2 separate regions of the Homo sapiens genome follow, and region 1 is linked to region 2. Evidence: chromatin loops called from intact Hi-C (ENCODE). Cell type or tissue: HepG2. All regions are shown on one strand. Links, peaks and the distances in the headings refer to the core of each region. The heading gives the core; the rest is flanking DNA.

Region 1 (9,538 bases), core at 2,101-4,600, 93 kb after region 2:
CTCAGCGGAGTGGCAGGGTCAAGTTTCCTTCCAGCCCCAAAGACAGGCAGTACTGTGGCAGGCCAGGTTTCCCTAATGGCTAAACAGGCAGGCCTCCATAACAACCGTTTCAGCACTGACTGAGTGGTTAACGTTAAATACTAAAAGCAGAAAGAGCAAGTGCCCTCATACGAAGACTCCAAGGTAACAAAAGCCCACCAAGAGTTTTGCCCAGGCCCTTCCTGGGGCTTGAGGCATGACAAGATAATGAAGGAATTCTTAACAGGACCCATTTAGGATTAAACAAGTTTTATTGGGGTCTGAAGGAACTCCCCAACCCTCCATGATTTAGCAGGAAATAAGATAAGGGTAATCACTGCAGCACCTGGACCCATCCAGATTAAGTAAATTTACTGAGGCTCCAGAGGAAGGTCTTCAGATCTCAGCCCTTAGTTATATATTAGAAGAAGTTCATCACTTAAGGTTTTAGATGAACGCACACTTACATGCAGACATATAACTTAGCAGGCATATAAGCTCTGGAAAACTCTGTAATTTTGAGTTGGCTTCGCAATAATTTGCAGTCCTTCTCCTTGCACCCAGCTACAGAAATCAAATCTCTTCTCTCCCAGTTTATCTGCATCTCGTTATTGAGCTGAGAGAGTAAGCAGCCGGGCTCTCAGCTTGGTCCACGAACAGTAGCACAACCAGAACAGTTGTTTTGTGAAGAGCACAATCACCTGTAAGTTGGAGATCAGGGTCTTCAGCCTAAATAACCTTGAACGTGGCCCATCCTCCTACCCAGTTCCCACAGGGGACTGAGAAGCACGGGGCATGGAACAAGGGGTGCCTTGTCTTCTGAGTGTCTTCCTAAGAAACTCTTGGCTGCTTTATACATAATGCCATGGTTAAGAACATGGCTCTGGAGCCAGACTGCCTTGATTGGAATCTCAACTCCATCTCTTAAGAGCTGTGTGACCAGGCTGGGCGCAGTGGCTCACACCTGTAATCCCAGCACTTTGGGAGGCCAAGGCAGGTGGATCACCTAAGGTTGGGAGTTTGAGACCAGCCTGACCAACATGGAGAAACCCGTCTCTACTGAAAATACAAAATTAGCTGGGCATAGTGGCACATGCCTGTAATCCCAGCTACTCGGGAGGCTGAGGCAGGAGAATCGCTTGAACCCTGGAGGTAGAGGTTGCAGTGAGCCGAGATCATGCCACTACACTCCAGCCTGGGCAACAGAGCAAGACTATCTCAAAAAAAAAAAAAAAAAAAAGGTACTTGCAATAAAGCAAGACATAAGAAATACTTTTAGTTTATGGTTTAGCAAAGAACACAAATTCTTTTTATACACTCAGCTTTGTAAGTAGTATAGAAAAAATAAAAACTAGAAAGATGTATACTAAAGATATGTAAACAGTAATTGCCTCTGATTACTGGCAAGTTATGTAGTTTTAAAATATTTTTGTACTCTCCAAATCTTCTATAATGTGCATGGATTGTGTTTATAATAAGAACAAAATTGAAATGCTACATGAGTGGCTGAGCTGCTTGAGGGCAAGGCTATGCAGAAGGGGTGTAGGACCTTCCTCTGTAGGTTTATAGGCCATCTCAGGTGTTCTGCTTGCTGTAAAGTCTCATATTATTTTCCAGTGACAGCAACTCGACTCCTTTTGAGGTGCCAAGCCTTAATTAGAATTCTAAGCCTTCTTGAAAACCCATATGAGGGCTGGGTGCAGTGGCTCACGTCTGTAATCCCAGCATTTTGGGAGGCTGAGGGAGGTGGCTCACTTAAGGTCAAGAGTTCGAGACCAGCCTGGCCAAAATGGTGAAACACCGTCTCTACTAAAAATACAAAAAATTAGCTGGGCACGGTGCCTCACACCTGTGATCCCAGCTACTCAGGAGACTGAGGCAGGAAAATAGTTTGAACCCAGGAGCAGAGGTTGCAGTGAGCCAAGATCCTGCCACTGCACTCCAGCCTGGGTGACAGAGCAAGACTCCGTCTCAAAAAAAAGAAAAAAGAAAAGAAAAAAAGATCTAATGAAAGTCCTGGACCCCTCTGCACAGAAGAGCTATGCCCTCACACAGTTTCCCATGCCATTTCAGGGGTCCCCGCTCTTTCTCCCTCCCTAGGTAGGGAACTCAGTTCTAGAGCAGGGGCCAGCATCATTCTCTCTGTCTAGCCTGTCTGGTTCTGGCACCTCAGTGCAATACATTCCTGCCTTAAGGGGCTGTTCTGATGCACCTTCCTGCAGGAGGCCTTTCCCATCCCAGCCATGATGAGCTGGAGTACAAACAACATTGGCCTTGGCCAGGATACTCAGGTTTGACTTCCAGCTTTGAGACACACTGCCCTGGGACTCGATGCAACAAACAAAGCTCCTCTAAGATGCAGCTTCGGCCACAAAAAGAGAATATCAGCCTCTTTTTGTGCTAGGGTTAAGGATGATTAAGAATATAATTTTCTTTTTGAGACAGTCTCGCTCTGTTGTCCAAGCTAGAGTACAGCGGCACAATCACGGCTCACTGCAACCTCCACCTCCTGGTTCAAGCGATCCTCCCACCTCAGCCTCCCAAGTAGCTAGGATTACAGGCATGCACCACCACGCCTGGCTAATTTTTTTGTATTTTTAATAAAGATAGGGTTTTGCCATGTTGGCCAAGCTGGTCTTGAACTCCTGAACTCAAGTGACCTGCCTACCTCTGCTTCCCAAAGTGCTGGGATTACAGGCGTGAGCCACGATGCCCGGCCAAGAATGTAAAATATTCTTGATTTGATCCTATGGAGTCTGCCCTCCCAGAGTTCATCTCACAGCTCATACTAATTAACAAACCTACTTACTGAACACCTCCGACAGGCCAGGCCTTTGCCAGGCAGATGGGCATGCACAAGGCAGCGTGCTTGAAGGCGCTCATAGCCTGGTGGGAGATGAACAGGGCAACGGTGACCACAGGGGACTTGCTGCAAATAAGGTGCAGCAGTTGCTCTGGGAACACAGGAGGTAGCACAGACGGGAAGGTACGGAACGGAAAAAGCCATCCCTGAGATGAGATGGGATCGGGTCTGCGATTGTTGGCTGCAGAGGGGCAGGGAAAGCTGCTCCCAGCGGTGTGGACAGAACTTACTAGAGCTCAACATAAAGGCTATGTGGGGTTGCATAAATACTCACAAATCAATAAATAAACAATCAATCAATAATCACCTTGGCAGCACCCACGGGGCCTCACGGACTGCTGGTGGGTGGCGTGAGCCTGGTCTGAGTCTATTAAGTACATCCTTGTTGGATGGTTAACGAGCGAGCAGACTTTAGGGGGATCAGAAAGTTATCATAGGTGAGATGCAGCTTTAAATATAGAGCCATGGACATTGAATTCCAAAGCATTCTTGTTACCAGTGGAGGGTGCCCAAGTTCTTGGCATTTTGAACAAAAAATTGGACAAAATGCACAAACAAAGCAAGGAAACAATGAAGCAACAAAAGCCGAGATTTACTGAAAGCGAAAGTACATTCCACAGGGTGGGAGCAGGCCGAGCACAGGGACTCAAGATCCCTGTTACAGAATTTTCTGTGCTTAAACGCCCTCCAGAGGCTTCCCATTGGTTACTTGGTGTGCATCCTATGTAAATGAAGTAGCGGCCTGCAATCAGAGGCTGAAGTTACAAAGTTACACTTCTATGCAAATAAAGACTTGGCTCACGATCAGTCTGACTGGTTGGGGAAAGCAACCAATCAGAGGCTGAAATGAAGTTACAAAGGTACATTCCTGTGCAAATGTCTGATTGGTTGCAGAAAGCAACCAGTCAGAGATACTTTCAATTTTCCATCTGCCACACAGAAAGTGGGGAGGAGGTTGCAAAGGGAGTAGCCTCCGGTCCTTTTATTACATAGGTGTGGAAAGTTGGGGTTTTGATTTAGTTCTACAAAGTCAGTGTGAATCGGCCTTAGGTTCCCTGCCTCCAGACCCTATTCTCCTGCCTCATCCTGAGAGAAAGGCATCACAGTTTTGCAGTATCCTGTTGCAGAGCTGGGCTTGCTGCCTTTGGCAGGAACTGCAGCCAATGCTGAGCTGATTTCTCCTGAGCGAGGGGTCCTCGGCATCCTGGTTGAATGTTTTGTGCATTATCTCCCGGTCACCCGAGCTTGGGATTCTGCAAGACAAACTGCCTTAAGGCTACTACAGCCCCTCCCTGGACTCTCTCCTGTTCAACTTTTGACACTAGGCTCCCTCACCCCACCTTTGGCGTAGAAGTTACGCCAGCATCACTCACACTGGGTACATCCTGGGTGCATCCTTCCGTGCTGACTAGGCGGGCTGCTGTGTAAATTACCTTTCACATTTCAGCCCCGCTGAAGACAGCCTCCGAGGGTGGCTCTCACCTCACCTGACTTTACTTTCTGCAATGAACATGGTCATCCCACATAGGGGGTTGGCAAGGTCTTCTTGAGCAATTCTTTCCCATTGAGCAACCCAATTAAGAAGATAAAAAATTCTCACACTCAAGGAACTGCAGGGTTCTTAGGTCACACAAATGTGGGCTGGGGGAAGAGGTTAGTCTTTTTTTGCCAGTTGTTAAAATCATCAGTACCCTAGACTTGAAAAGATACATATTCTAGAGGAAGAAGTCTGTTTTTTAGCTTCATCATCTAGGAAAGAAATTTGTCCATTTAGGATAAACATCAGCTCTCCTAAATGCTTTGGTGAGGATGGAAACATATTGTAATTTTCAGATAAAATCAGGAGGCTATAGCCGAATTAGAAATTCCATTTGTTTTGCTACTCCAATGACAGTCTGCCAGTATACTTATTCTTGTGTAAATAAATAGAAGACTGGGGACCCTGAACTAGTCACCTTTCCTCTCATTTCCACTCAGTGAGCATCTTGGCAGAACACTAGTACCAATATGATCCCCGCACATGCCAGTGAGGTAATAAAGACAGAAGAGATTTCAATATGTCAGCCAGTTATTAGTTGTCATTTTTAAAAGTTACTTTCAGCTGGGCGTGGTAGCTCACATCTGTAATCCCAGCACTTTGGGAGGCTGAGGCAGGCAGATCACTTGAGGTCAGGAGTTCAAGACCAGCCTGGCCAACATGGTGAAACCCTGTCTCTACTAAAAATACAAAAATTAGCCGGCCGTGGTGGCAGGCACCTGTAATTCCAGCTACTAGGAGGCTAAGGCAGGAGAATTGCTTGAATCTGGGAGGTGGAGGTTGCAGTGAGTCAAGATCACGCCATTGCACTCCAGCCTGGGCAACAGAGCAAGACACCATCTCAAAAAAAAAAAAAGTTACCTTCCCCCAATATTGTTGACACGCAAATGCATTATTAGTAGATAATATCATGGGTCGATGTTAATACTTCTTAGCATACTGCTTTTCTGTGATGTTCCTCAACTCTTAATTCCTCGTTGCAAGTATTTTAAAAGCAAACAACAACAGAAAACCAAAGTACTAAGCTAAAAAGGAAACTTTCAGATCTTTCAGGAAATTTTAGAAAGAACATTTTGATCATTTTGGAGAGAGTTCAGTATAAACACATAAGTCACGCACAAGAATATTTGAGCCAGGCAAGGTGGCTCATGCCTGTAATCCCAGCACTTTGGGAGGCCAAGGCGGGTGGATCGCTTGAGCTCAGGAGTTGGAGATCAGCCTGGGCAACACAGCAAAACCAAATGTCTACAAAAGATACAAAAAAGGAAAGCCTGGCATGGTGGCTCACACCTGTAATCCAAGCACTTTGGGAGGCTGAGGCGGGCAGATCACCTGAGGTCAGGAGTTTGAGACCACCCTGACCAACATGGAGAAACTCCATCTCTACTAAAAATACAAAATTAATTGGGTGTGGTGGCACATGCCTGTAATCCCAGCTACTCAGGAGGCTGAGGCAGGAGAATCGGTTGAACCCAGAAGGTGGAGGTTGCGGTGAGCCAAGATTGCGCCATTGCACTCCAGCCTGGGCAACAAGAGTGAAACTCCATCTCAAAAAAAAAAAAAAAAAATAGCCAGGTGTGGTGGCAGGTGCCTGTGGTCCAAGCTACTTGGGAGGCTGAAGTGGCAGGATCACTTGAGCCCAGGAGGTCAAGGCTGCAGTGAGCTGAGATCATGCCATTGCACTCCAGCCTGGGTGACAGAGTGAGACCCTGTCTCAAAACAAACAAACTAAATGTTCCACCACAAGCTTATCCTTATTGGACTTCTACCACATGCCAAACATTGTTTTAAATGCTTTATACATATAACTCATTTAATGTATCTCTCCTGCATTTTTAGATAAAGAAACTGAGGCACGGAGAGGTTAACTATGTCACAGGCTAAGTAGAAGTGAGGCACACATTTGAACCCAGATGGCCCTGAAGTATGTATTACAACTTTACGCAGGATAACGTCTTGCCTGACTGAAATGGTTAAAGAAGTGAGCCACGTTCTATGAAATTTTGTGCATGTAAAAGATTACATTTTAGAGGCCGGGCGTGGTGGCTCACGCCTGAAATCCCAGCACTTTGGGTGTCCAAGGCGGGTGGATCACTTGAGGTCAGGAGTTGGAGACCAGTCTGGCCAACACAGCGAAACCCCATCTCCACTAAAAATAGAGAAAAATAGCCAGGAGTGGCGGCGCACGCCTATAATCCCAGCTATTTGGGAGGCTGAGATAGGAGAATCACTTGAACTTGGGAGGCGGAGGTTGCGGTGAGCTGAGATTGCACCACTGCACTCCAGCCTGGGTGACAGAGTGAGACTCCATCTCAAACAGCCTGGGTGACAGAATGAGACTCCATCTTAAAAAAAAAAAAAAAAAATTACAAAAATCAGCCGGGCGTGGTGGCGTGCACCTGTAACCCCAGCTACTGCGGAGGCTGAGACATGAGAATCGCTTACACCTGGGAGGTGGAGGTTGCAGTGAGCAGAGGTTGCAGTGAGCAGAGATCGCACCAACTGCGCCTCAACCTGGGCAACAGAATGAGACTCTGTCTCAAAAAAGAAAAATAAAATTACATTTTAGAATATTTAATAATGAGAAAATGCTCATATTACTGTTTTACGTGTAGGAATAAAACTATATACACAATAACATCATAGGTATGTGTGTAGATATATGCCACACACATACACACATGGAAAATAACATACTAGGACATACTAGGAATTACCCTAGCATGTAGCAGTGATTATCACCTGGGTGAAGGAATTATCATTGGATTATTATCAGTAATTATTACTTTATATTTGTTGTCTTTTCCAAAGTTTTCCACCCTTAACAATTTTTTTCACATACCTATAAAACAGTATTTTTAAATTGGAGCCTCACAGATCTCTTCTGCTCAGTATGACACTAAGAGAGGTCCTGGAGGTCCCAACGAGCGAAGGGGCGGGAGCGGGGGATCTCGACTCCCTCTCGGAGACGGAGAGGAGGAGGCCCGCTCCGTGCTCCCCGGCGCTCCTGCCTTGCCTGCTTTTCCGCTCACCCGGCCCCTGGGGTCCGGAAGGGTTGCCCTGGGAGCCCTGGCTCGCCGTCAGCAGGCACAGGTGCGGTCTACACTGCCATCTGGGGCGCTGGGGAAGGAGTGGGCGTGTCCCCCGGGTCACCGCCGACCGCTCCCAGGGGCGCCAAGCCCACCCGGAGCCCCACTTAAGCACTCCCCTCGCGGAGCGCCCCTCCCGCGTGGCCTCCCCGCGCCCCGGGTACCTGCAGGGCCATGGTGGCGGCTGCCGCGTTGTTGCTGCTGCTGTTGTCGTCCGGTGCTCTGCCCCCTCTCGCACCCACCGCTTCTTAAACGGCCGCGTCTCCTCCGGCCGCTGCCATTGGCCGCGCTCCCGGCCCGGCCGCCTCCCATTGGTCGCGGGCGCGGGGGCGAGGCTGGGCGGTGAGCGGTACTGCACGCCGGGTTCCCCAGGCTGCAAATGGAAAGGCGAAGACAGGAGAATTTAAATGAGTTTCTCTCCGCTCTTGGCTCTCTCTTCTATTCTTTCTCAAGCGGTTCTTTGCAGGAAACCCAGAGAGGTCTCCGTAGGGCACAGGCCTCCCCTGGAATGCCTTCGAAAGAAAGAAAGAAGGAGAGAGACAGAGAGAGAGAGAGAGAGAGAAAAAATATATATATATATAGAGAGAGAGATATATATTTATCTAGAGAGACCCGCCCCAACTCTCTTAAAATACATATGTAATTTTTTCAATTTAAAAAAATTTATACATGTAAATATGTATTGGCCGGGCGCGGTGCCTCACGCCTGTAATCCCAACACTTTGGGAGGCTGAGGCCGGCAGATCACCTGAGGTCGGGAGTTCGAGACCAGCCTGACCAACATGGAGAAACCCTGTCTCTACTAAAAATACAAAATTAGCCGGGTGTGGTGGCGCATACCTGTAATCCCAGTTACTCGGGAGGCTGAGGCAGGAGAATCGCTTGAACCCGGGAGGTGGAGGCTGTGGTGAGCCAAGATTGCACCATTGCACTCCAGCCTGGGCAACAAGTGTGAAACTCCGTCTCAAAAAAAAAAAAGAATAAGTAAATATGTATTTAAAATTTTATAAATTAAAAATTTATATATATAAATTTTTTTCAGAGGTTGGGGTCTTCCTAGGTATATATATATTATATATTTTTTCTCTAAAAATTATATATAAATTTATATATATTTAAAATGTTAAAAATTAAAAATTTTATAAATTAAAAGTGCAAATTAAAAAATATATATATATGTGTTTTTTTTTTTTTTAAGAGAGGTGGTGGGGGGGGCGTCTCACTAGGTTGCCCAGGCTGGTCTCGAACTCCTGACCTCAAGCGATCCTCCCACCTCGGCTTCCCGAAGCACAGGATTCCTTCTTTATACATACTTCTCTCATGTCCATTATTCCTAGAAACGTGGATGATGGATGTGTCTCCTCCACGCTGCCTCCAGGCGCTGTTTATCATGAGAGAAAGTGGCCTGTGGTTTGCACCTCTTCTCTTTATAAAGCAAAACCACCTAAATTCTGGACACATGCTATAATCAGCTTAACTTGTTTTTAATTATGGTAAAGGCACAGGACTAAACGCCTATTCAATTTGACTCAGTTTTCTAGGGGAACAAACCCAATGTCACTCCAAGTCTGCAGACACACCGAATAGGATTACATTTCCAAAGGACTGGAACCGAATTGGGTGGTCACATGAGAAGCTAATTTCCGACACTTCGCATAAATAGTAGCATTGGTGGAGAAGGGTGACTGGGAGAAAAAAGAAACTCAATGTCAGCAAAGTGACTGAGCTTCAACGTACAACAATGCAACAAGAAACCTTTCAGCTTGCTTTTGCATAAAGCTACATTTTTAAAATATTTGCGTTTTCATGAAAATCTTTTTTTTTCTCCTCACAAATATTTTCCTGGTGAAATCAGTGCATTTCCAAGTGAAGGACCAAAAGCAAAATGTTAGAAAAACCTACTGGGCAGTTGTTTGTGTTTGAAGTCCTAGATGATGGGAAAGGTCCCGTGGGGGTACTGAGGCTCATGGCAGCTTCAGCACAGCCAGGCCTTTCTCTGTTAGCCTAGTCCTGGCTGCGGGCAGAACCCGG
Region 2 (9,538 bases), core at 3,700-6,199:
GTTAGGAAGTTTCTTACCAAACCATCTGGAATTGTGCAAGAAATTCTTGTGAAGTAAAATTTTCATACTGTACTATCAAACACTAGAACTCACTTATTCCATCTTTCTGTATTTCAGGACCCAATTATCCACTTGTCTTCATTCCCCATCCCATCCCTTTTCTTCGTAGCGTCTGCTAACCTCCTTTATACTTTCCACCTTACTCAGATTCCTTTTGTATGTAGGTGTATGATGGAGTCTCTTTCTGTTGCCCAGGTTGGAGTACACAGGCACAATCCGGGCTCACTGCAAGCTCCGCCTCCTGAGTTCAAGCGCTTCTTGGGCCTCGGCCCTGCGAATAGCTGAGACTACAGGCAGGCGTCACCAAGCCTGACTAATAGTTTGTTTTTTCCGTAGAGACGGGGTTTCACCATGTTGGCCAAGCGGGTCTCGAACTCCTGGACTCAAGTGATCCCAGCGACTCAGCCTCCCAGAGTTGAGAAGTTGAGAGGGGTCACAGACAAAATGAGAGATTTCCACATTCTTGATGATGGTGAATTGTCACACAATCCAACCGTGCAGCTGGGAATCCAACAGGCTAAGGAAAAAGGACACCAAAACGAAGAAGACACAGAGGTGAGGATTCATGATGACTGGGTAGTGCAGAGGGAGACAGATGGCTACAAAGCCGTCATAGGCCATCACAGTCAGGAGCATGCATTCTATACATGCAAAAAAGGACCAAGAAAGACATCTGTGTCAGGCAGCCCGCATGAGAGATGACTCTGCTATGCGACTGCATGTCCACAGTCACCTTGGGAACCGTGGCCGAAGTGAACCCGATGTCAGCCCAGCACAGGTTGGAGAGGAAGAAGTACATGGGGGTATGGAGGGGGGAGTCAGAGCTGACAGCCAGGATGCTGAGCAGGTTCCTCAGAACCATGACCAGATACAAGGACAGGGACAGGGACAGGGACAGCAAAGCGAGGACAGGCTGCAGTTCTGGATCCTCTGAGAGTCCCAGGAGGAGGAATTCTCAGACACCTGTGAGATTCCGTGGCTCTGTGTGTCTTGGACACCTTGAGAAGGAAAGAGGATTGGAAAATAAAAGGTAAAAACCAGCCCTTAATGTTGGATGCAAGCAATTCACAAGGAACATCTTTACACTTGCAGACCATACACCACCAGCAATGTTTCTCAGTTGTGACAATTCCAAAAATCTCAGAATTTTTACGTGATTTACTTTTTAGCTATACGAGGCTTTCTGTACATACTACTTTAGAGAAAATCCACTGAAGAATATCAGAAGACCAAAACGTCGTATATAACAAATCCGTGATCTCCGTAAAATACGGCCTACTCTTTTCAGAAAAAACACAATGCAATGAAAATATCCTTCTCTCTTTCAGAAAAAGATCTCAGTCTAATTGAAAGAAATTAAGAAGCCGTGAAATACACTCTACTTTATTCTGACACCGTGCTACAACTTCCATTGATGTAGAATATGTAAAAGGACGACACGAGAGCTACGACCCCATTATCTGAAAACGAAATCGAACCTTATAGTTCTCAATGGGAACACCTTTTCACATACCTGTTACTTTTCATATTTATTATCATCCTTCGGTTTTCTGACATCACTTCTTCATAAAAGTACATGCACACTTAAAAATGGGAGCTGTGTTTCCAAATGAATTGAATCTCTAACTCTTGGCCCAGCACCATGGCTCACAACTGTAATCCCAGCACTTTGGGTGGCCGAGTCTGATGGATCACCTGAGATCACGAGTTCCAGACCAGCCTGGCCAACGTGGTGAAACCCCGTTTCGAGTGAAAATAAAAAAAATTTAGCCAGGCGTGGTGGCGGGTAACCCCAGCTACTCGGGAGGCTGAAGCAGGAGAATCCCTTAGAACATGGAAGGCAGAGATTGGACAACATGTGATAGGATTTTTGATATCCTAGGGAGATATTGCTCCTGACAGTAGAGTGGGCGTACACCCTGTGATATTATTTGTAATATCCTAGAAAGATATTGCTCCTAATATCACGGTGGCTCTACACCCTGTGATATTAATTGTAATATCCTACAGAGATATTACTCCTAATAATACAGTGGACGTACAACCTGTGATATTATTCATAATATATTACAGAGATACGACTCCTGATATCACAGTGAGTGTACACCATGTTTGTACACCCTGTGATCTTATTTGTAACAACTTTGAAAAATATTACAGCTAATATCAAAGTGGGTGTACACCCTGCGATGTTATTTGTTATCTACTAGGTAGATATTACTCCTAATATCACAGTGAGTGTACACCATGTGTGTACAGACTGTGAAATTATTTGTAATACCCTAGGAAGATATTACTCCTCATATCACAGTGGGTGTACACTGTGAGTGATTTTTTTTCTATTATCCAGCGGGGGAGAGGATGATATTGCTTCCCATATCACAGAAGGTGTACACCCCCCTGTGATATTGTTCCTAATATCCAGGGAAGGAGAGGATGACATTATTCGTAATATCACTGGGGGTGTACCACCTCCCGCCGGGATATTGTTCTTAATATCCGGAGGTGGAGAGAATGATGTTACTCCCAATATAACAGGGGGTGTACACCACCCCTGTTTGTAAACGCCCCCTGTGATATTGTTCCAAATGGCCTGTGAAAGAGTAAACATGACTCCCATTATCGCGGGGGGTGTTCAGCCCTGATGATATTGTTTTCTAACATCCAGGGAAGGAGAGTATGTTATTACTCTCAATATCACAGGGGTTGTACAACCTTTTGTGTTTTTGTGCCCAATATCCGGGAAAATAGAGGATGATATTACTCCCAATATCGAAGTAATTGTACAGTACCCCTGTGATATTCTTCCTAATATCCAGAAAGGAAAAGAATGATGTTACTCCCAACAGCGTAGGAAACGTATACCCGCGCTGTGCTATCTTTCCCAGTATCCAGGTGGGGAGAGGATCATATTACTTCCAATGTCGCAGGGTGTGTACACCCCCTCTGTGATCTCGTTGCTAACATCCAGGTTTGGGGAGGATGACATTACTGCCAATATCGCAGGGGAAGCACACTCCCCCGTGACCTTGTTAGTCATTTCCTGGGTGGAGAGGATGATCTTACTCCCAATATCGCAGGGGGTGTACACACCCTTGTGAAAATCTTCCTATATTCAGAGGGAGAGAGGATGATATTACTCCCAGTACCGCAGGGGGTTTCCACAGCTCTGTGATACTCTTCCTAATATCCACAGGGAGAGAGGATGATATGACTCCCAATATCGCAGGGGGTGTACGCAACTCTGTGATATTGTTCCTAACATCCAGAGTGAAAGAGGATGATATGACTCTCAATATCGCAGAGGGTGTACACCCCTCCTGTAATATTGTTCTGAATACCCTGGGAGGGAGGGGATAAGGTTACGTTGAATAACGCAGGGAATGTACACACTCCCCCTCTGATACCCTTCCTAATGTCCAGGGGAAGAGAGGAAAACTTCACTCCCAATATCACAGAGGCAGTACACCCCACCTGTGATGTTGTTCCCAATATGCAAGGGGGGACAGGATGATACTACTCTCAATATCACAGGGCTGTTCACATCCCCAGTGACATTTTTTCCTAATATCTAGGGGACAGACAATTCTATGACCGCAAAGGTTGCAGAGTCTGTACATCCCTTCCTGATATTGTTCCTAATATCCAGGGGGGAAGAGGATGATATCAAATATGAAAGGGGGTGTACATCCCCCACCCCTACGATGTTGTTCTTAATAATCATGAGGGGAGACGATGATATTACTCCAAATATCGCAGGGATTGTTCACAACCCCCTGTGATATTGTTTCTGATATCCAGGGGGGGGAGAAAATCATATTACTGCCAATATTGTAGGTGGTGTATACCCCACCTGAAATATGGCACCGAATATCCAAAGAGGGAGAGGATGGTATTCATACCAATATCGAAGTGTGTGTACACGCCCCTTGTGATATGGTTTTTAATATCCAGTGGGCGGGAGGATGATATTAGTCCCAACATCCCAGAGGCTGTACACTACCCCTGTGATATTGTCCCTAACTTCCAGAGGGGAGAGGGTGGTATCACTCCCAGTATCTCAGAAGTTGTACATCCCCCGTGATATTGTTCGTCATATCCAGGCAGGCGCAGGATGACATTCCATTGAATTTCGCGACAGGCGTACACGCACAGTGTGATATTGTTCCTAATATCCAAGAAGGGAGAGGATGATATTACTCCCAATAAAGCAGTGGGTGTACATCACCCCTGTGTTATTGTCTCTAATGTCCGGGGCCGGGGGAGGGGGGCAGAGGATAATATTCCCTCAAATTTAGCAGGTGGTTTGACGCCCCTTGTGGTGTTGTTTTACATATCCAGCGGGAAAGACAATAGTACTGTTTTTGAAAGTCCGATTCATCCGCTCCACCTTTCCGGAACTCTGAGGCCGGTAGGCGGCATGCAGTTTCCATGTGATCCCCAATACCTTTGCCGTCTTCTGTACCAAGGCAGCCAAAAACACAGGCCCGTTGTCTGAGCCGATCCGTAAGGGCGGTCGAAATCTAGGAATCACATCTCGAAGAAGCACAGGGGTTACTTCATGAGCTTTCTCAGTTCATGTTGGATAGGCCTCCACCCACCCAGAGCAGGTACGCCCAAGAACTAGTACATACTTGTTACCTCCACACTTGGGCGTCTCTGTGAAGTCCACCTGGAGACCTTCAAAGGGGGCTGCTCCATAAGCTCGTATGCCGGGCGGAACGGCTGCACCTTGCCCCGCATCATGCTGTCGGCAGGTAACACACCGCTGCCTCACAGTTTTGGCAAGGGCTGACAAAGGCGAGATGTAGAAATACCGGCCTAACAACTTTTCCAGTGACTCCTGACCTCGATGGGTGGTTTCTTGCACAGCCAGTACAACTGCAGCTCCTAGCAGCTGTGGCACAGCTTCTCTCCCATGTGGTAACCGAATCCATCCTTCCTCCATCACTTGTCCTTCCCTCTACCTGGAGACAGTCCTTTTCTTCTTTAGAAGAAGCAGGTCCAAGATCAGGTGCTTGAGGGAGCACTGATGCCCAGAAGGGGGCAGATGCTGCTTTTCGAGCCTCTGAGTCAGCGCCGGAATTCCCCAAACCCAGCAAGGTGGAAGCTCGCTGGTGTCCTCTGCAATGCTTAACTGCCACCTTGTGGGGTCTCCATACTGCTTCTAATCATTGGAAGATTTCTTGTTGATATTTTCTGTCTTTTCCCCCAGAGTTCAATAGGCCCTTTTCTTTCTATCACGCTACATGCACTTGAAGGGTTAAAAAGACATACCGAGAATCAGTGTAAATGTTGACAGTCTCACCCTCACTGAGTTCTAAGGCCCGAATGAAAGCAATGAGTTCAGCTTTCTGGGCTGAAGTGGCCTGGGGCAATGATCTGGCTTCAACAACAGTGCCCAGGGTTATCACTGCATACCCTGCACCTCTCTCTCCTTGGGGGTTGAAGAAGCTGCTCCCATCCACATATCGTTCCCAGTCTACTGATGCCCAAGGCTGGTCCCGGAAGTCAGGTCTGCTAGAGTCAATTGAGTCCAACACTTCTACACAATCAGGCTCGACAGGGCTCTCTGATACCTGCAGCAAGGTGGCGGGGTGTAGGGTGTTACAAACTTCAATGGTTATATGGGGACTTTCACAGAGCAAAGTTTCGTCCTTGGTGAGTCTGGCTTTCGTTAGCCAATGATGTCCTTTAGTGTTCATTAAAGTCACCACAGCACGGGAGGCCTTTATGTTCAAGTTTTGCCCAAGAGTCAGCTTATTTGCTTCTTGTACTGGCAGGGCAGTTGCTGCCAAGGCCTTCCAACAGGGGGGCCATCCTTTAGAAACCCCGTCTAGTTGTTGAGAGAGGTAGGCCACCGGCCTCGGCCAGGGACCCACAGTTTAGGATCAAAGTCCAGCTGCCATCTTTTCTCTCTCTGATGCATACAATGGAAAAGGCTTTGTCAGATCGGGTAGCCCCAGGGCTGGGGCAGCCAGAAGTTTTTCCTTTAACTCATGAAAGACTTGCTGTTGTTGGGATCCGCATTCCAAAAGTTCCCGGTCCCCGCCCCCTTGGTAACCTCATACAAAGGCTGGCTAATTCTGCAAACTTTGGGATCCACAGTCTACAAAAGCCCACAGCTCCTAAGAATTCTCTTACCTACCTTCTGCCCTTAGGCTCCGCTAGATGGCAAATGATCTGCTTTCTTTCTGATCCCAGGTTGCGTTCCGACCCCTGTCGGATAGTCAATCCCAAGTAACCTACCTGCTGTCGGCAGATCTGAGCTTTCTTCTTGGACACCTTTTACCCACAGTCCTCCAGGTGCCGGTGTAGGGCATCTATTCCCTTGGCACACCCGACTGCCGTGGGGTGTCCCAGCAGAAGGTCATCAACCTACTGGAGCAACACGCAGCCTAGGTCTCTGCTGGGAAACTTCTGGAGGTCTCGAGCCCACGCGTCCCCGAGGATGGTGGGGAAGTTCTTGAACTCATGGGGGAGACCGGTCCAAGTGTACTGAGTAGTGACACCTGACTCCGGATCTGCCCACTGAAAGGCAAACAGCTTCTGCCTCTCAGGGGCTAATCTGATAGCAAAGAAAACGTCTTTCAGGTCCAAGCAGGTGAACCAGCTGTCCTCAGCTGGCGGCAACCCCAACAATGTGGACGGGTTAGGTACTGTTGGATGGAAAGTCAGTGTAGCTTGATGAAGCAAGCGCAAATCCTGTACCAGCTGGTAGTCCTTGGTCCGTGGCTTGGGAACAGGCAGGAGGGGAGTGTTCCATGGAGACTGACAAGGAACAATCATTCCAAAAGTTCTTAGGTGCTTGAGACGGACCTGGATACCTTGAAGGGCTTCTCTGGGGACCGGCTCCTGTTTTTGCCTCACCGGCTGGGCCCCAGTATTAACTGGCAAATCCCGGAGGGTTGTCTTCTGCCCGTACTCTTGGCCACCGCTTAGCCAGTGCTGGTCTTCTCTCTTGGCTCGGCTCCGTTCAGAAAAGTCTCCATTCCTCCTCTTGGGGGACCATAAGGGTCATAATGACTCCCGTTCTGGGTAATCTTAGCAACGAAGAGCCATGCTCTGTCAAACAGATAGTGGTTCTCAGCTTGCTGAGCAAGTCCCTTCGCGAAAAGGTCAAGGGACAGTCAGGCATGTACCAAAACTGATGAATGACTTTATGTCCTCCTACAGTACAAGTCCGAGGCGAGCAGAAAGCTTGCTTTGCGGAAACCCCCGTGGCTCCGATGACGTCAACAGTCTTTTTGGATAAGGGGGCGACCGGGGCAGTTACTAGCGAATGTTCAGCACCGCTATCTACAAGAAAGTCAATGTCTCCACCCCCGATTGTCATTCTGACCAGAGGCTCTTTGGGGACGCTTGAGCCCGGTCTCCCTCAGTCCAATAACCCTTCTGCCAGGTTGAGCAGGGCCCCTTCCTCCTTTTCCGGGGCCTCCTGCTCTGAGTCACCTTGTTTTCTTTTGAGCTCAGGGCATTTTTTCTTCCACTGTCCTATTTCTTTACAATGAGCACACTGGTTACGCTGCAAACTCTGACAGCCAAGCTGAGTTTCTTTCCCAGGGCCCCCCTTCCCTTGCCTCTTTGCGGGGGCCCCTCTGATTGCTGCAGCTGACAAACAGGTAGGCGTGTCGCCGGGCCTGACCTCCATTCTCTTTGCCGTTTTCCTTACGGCTTACTGCATCCCTGTTTACAAACACCTGGCTAGATATTTCTAGTAATTGGGATGGATTCATCCCTTCAAGCCCAGCCTGTTTGTCTAGTTTTCTTTTCATGTCTTCTGCACTTTGACGGACTAAAGCCATGTGAATCACGCGCTGATTTCAGGGCTATCGGGATCAAAGGGAGTATACCTACGATAGGCCTCCCACAGTCTCTCGTAGAATTGTGCTGGACTTTCTTCTTTTCCCTGAATGACCTCAGAGAGCTTGTTAACGTTTGTGGCCTTCTGAGCTCCCCTCATTAATCCTTCCAAGAGAGCTTCCTTGTGTCGGTTTAGCCTTTGCATATCCTCTCTTCCATGTGGGTCCAACTGGGGGTCGGTTCCTGGCAACTGGGTCCTTCCATACTCTTGGGGATTTTGATAATCAGCTGGTGCATGTTCCTCTAGCCACTTAGTTGCTGCTTGGAGGACTCTCCGCCTTTCTTCGCTGTTAAAGAGGAACATGAGCAACTGGTGCCAATCAGCCCAGGTGTGGTTTTGGGTCTGGATAACAGCTTGGAGCAAATCAATTAGGGCTTGTGGCTTTTGGGTAGAGGGCGGTGTATTGTTTTTCCAGTTGAGAAGGTCGACGCAGGTGAAGGGCTGGTACCCAAAAACACGCCTCTCCACCACGTGACCATCCTCATCTATCCCAGTCTACCGCTGCTCTCTCAGGGGCATTTGTGTCCCCGTTTAGGGTCCTAAACGAGCTGCCGAGGGAGGGGTGCAATGAAGCAATGCGACTTACCGCAATTAATAATCTCAATTATTAATTGACACTGATAATTATCAATATTAAAAACCCATAATATAATTTTTAAAATCAATACCGATAATAATCATAACTAATATTAAATAGTTATACTAACGATAACAATACATGATTAATATTAATGATTAATGACGCCTGCTACTAATAACTGATATTGATCTTATTCATTAGAAAACGGTAATATTAGCTCCTAATAATTGATATTAATATTAATAATCTGAAAACATTTTATTAGCAATTATTTCTTAATATTAATATTAATATCGGTCATTCATATTCATGTTAATAATAAATGAGGAATAATTCATACTAATATTACGCCCTAATACCTCAGTGGGTGTACACCCACCTGCGATATTGCTCCTAATGTCCAGAGAGGGAGAGAGCATGATATTACGTTCAAAATCGCAGTAGGTGTACACCCAGCCGGTGATATTGATCTGAATATAATCTGCGGGGGTGGAGTATGACGTTACATTCAATATAGCACTGTGTGTGCATCCACCAGGTGACTTTGCTCCTAATATTCACGGAAGAAGAGAATGCTATTACTCCCAACATCGCAGGAAGTGTACACCCCCGTGTGAGATGGTCCTTAAAAATATTCCAAGGTAGAGGGGGTGATATGACTACATATATGGCAAAGAGTGGACACCCCCAAGGATATTGTTCGCATGATCCCGGAGGGAAGAGGATAATATTACTTTCAATATCACAGAAGGTGGACAAGCCCCCAATGATATTGTTTCTAATTTCAACGTGGGAGAGGAGGACATGACACCCGATATCCAAGGGAGTAGAAACACCCCTGTGATACTGTTCCAAATATTCAGGGAGGAAGAGGATGATATGACTCCCAATGCACACGAGTGTACAACTTCTGTACACCCTCGGTGTACACAGGTCTGTGAAACAGTTCATAATGTGCAGAGGGGAAGATGATATTACTCACAATATGATAAACAGGCTGTGAGTCCACCGCGGATCCTAAGAGCCAGGGGGGC

Evidence for each region. A loop is a pair of places that touch in the nucleus more often than their neighbours do. Peaks named below come from ENCODE experiments on the same cell type or tissue, not always from the same donor. Only the 100,000 strongest peaks of a DNase experiment are listed, where the experiment ranks them.
Region 1: it touches region 2 in a loop (5-fold over the local background); 4 of 110 quality-filtered maps call a loop at or near these places.

Annotation. Positions count from the first base shown.
Region 1 is chr10:15,081,046-15,090,583 of GRCh38, forward strand. It overlaps ACBD7 (acyl-CoA binding domain containing 7), which reads right to left and starts at 7,731. Exons shown (of 4, transcript NM_001039844.3): 1 at 7,672-7,731. The coding sequence starts at 7,683. ACBD7-DCLRE1CP1 (ACBD7-DCLRE1CP1 readthrough) reads right to left here and starts at 7,731. Exons shown (of 8, transcript NR_144471.1): 1 at 7,672-7,731. RefSeq lists enhancers at 2,410-2,933, 2,934-3,456 and a silencer at 7,516-7,905. In HepG2, for the core only: no CTCF peak of the experiment used is centred there; a DNase peak (open chromatin) is centred at 3,656; H3K4me3 peaks cover 1,967 bases.
Region 2 is chr10:14,986,400-14,995,937 of GRCh38, forward strand. It overlaps a transcript of MEIG1 not described here and the pseudogene OR7E110P. Among named protein-coding and RNA genes, the nearest start is that of MEIG1, 32 kb to the left of the region's middle. RefSeq lists enhancers at 5,257-5,788, 5,789-6,319. In HepG2, for the core only: a CTCF peak has its summit at 5,176 (motif pointing left); a DNase peak (open chromatin) is centred at 5,182; H3K4me3 peaks cover 301 bases.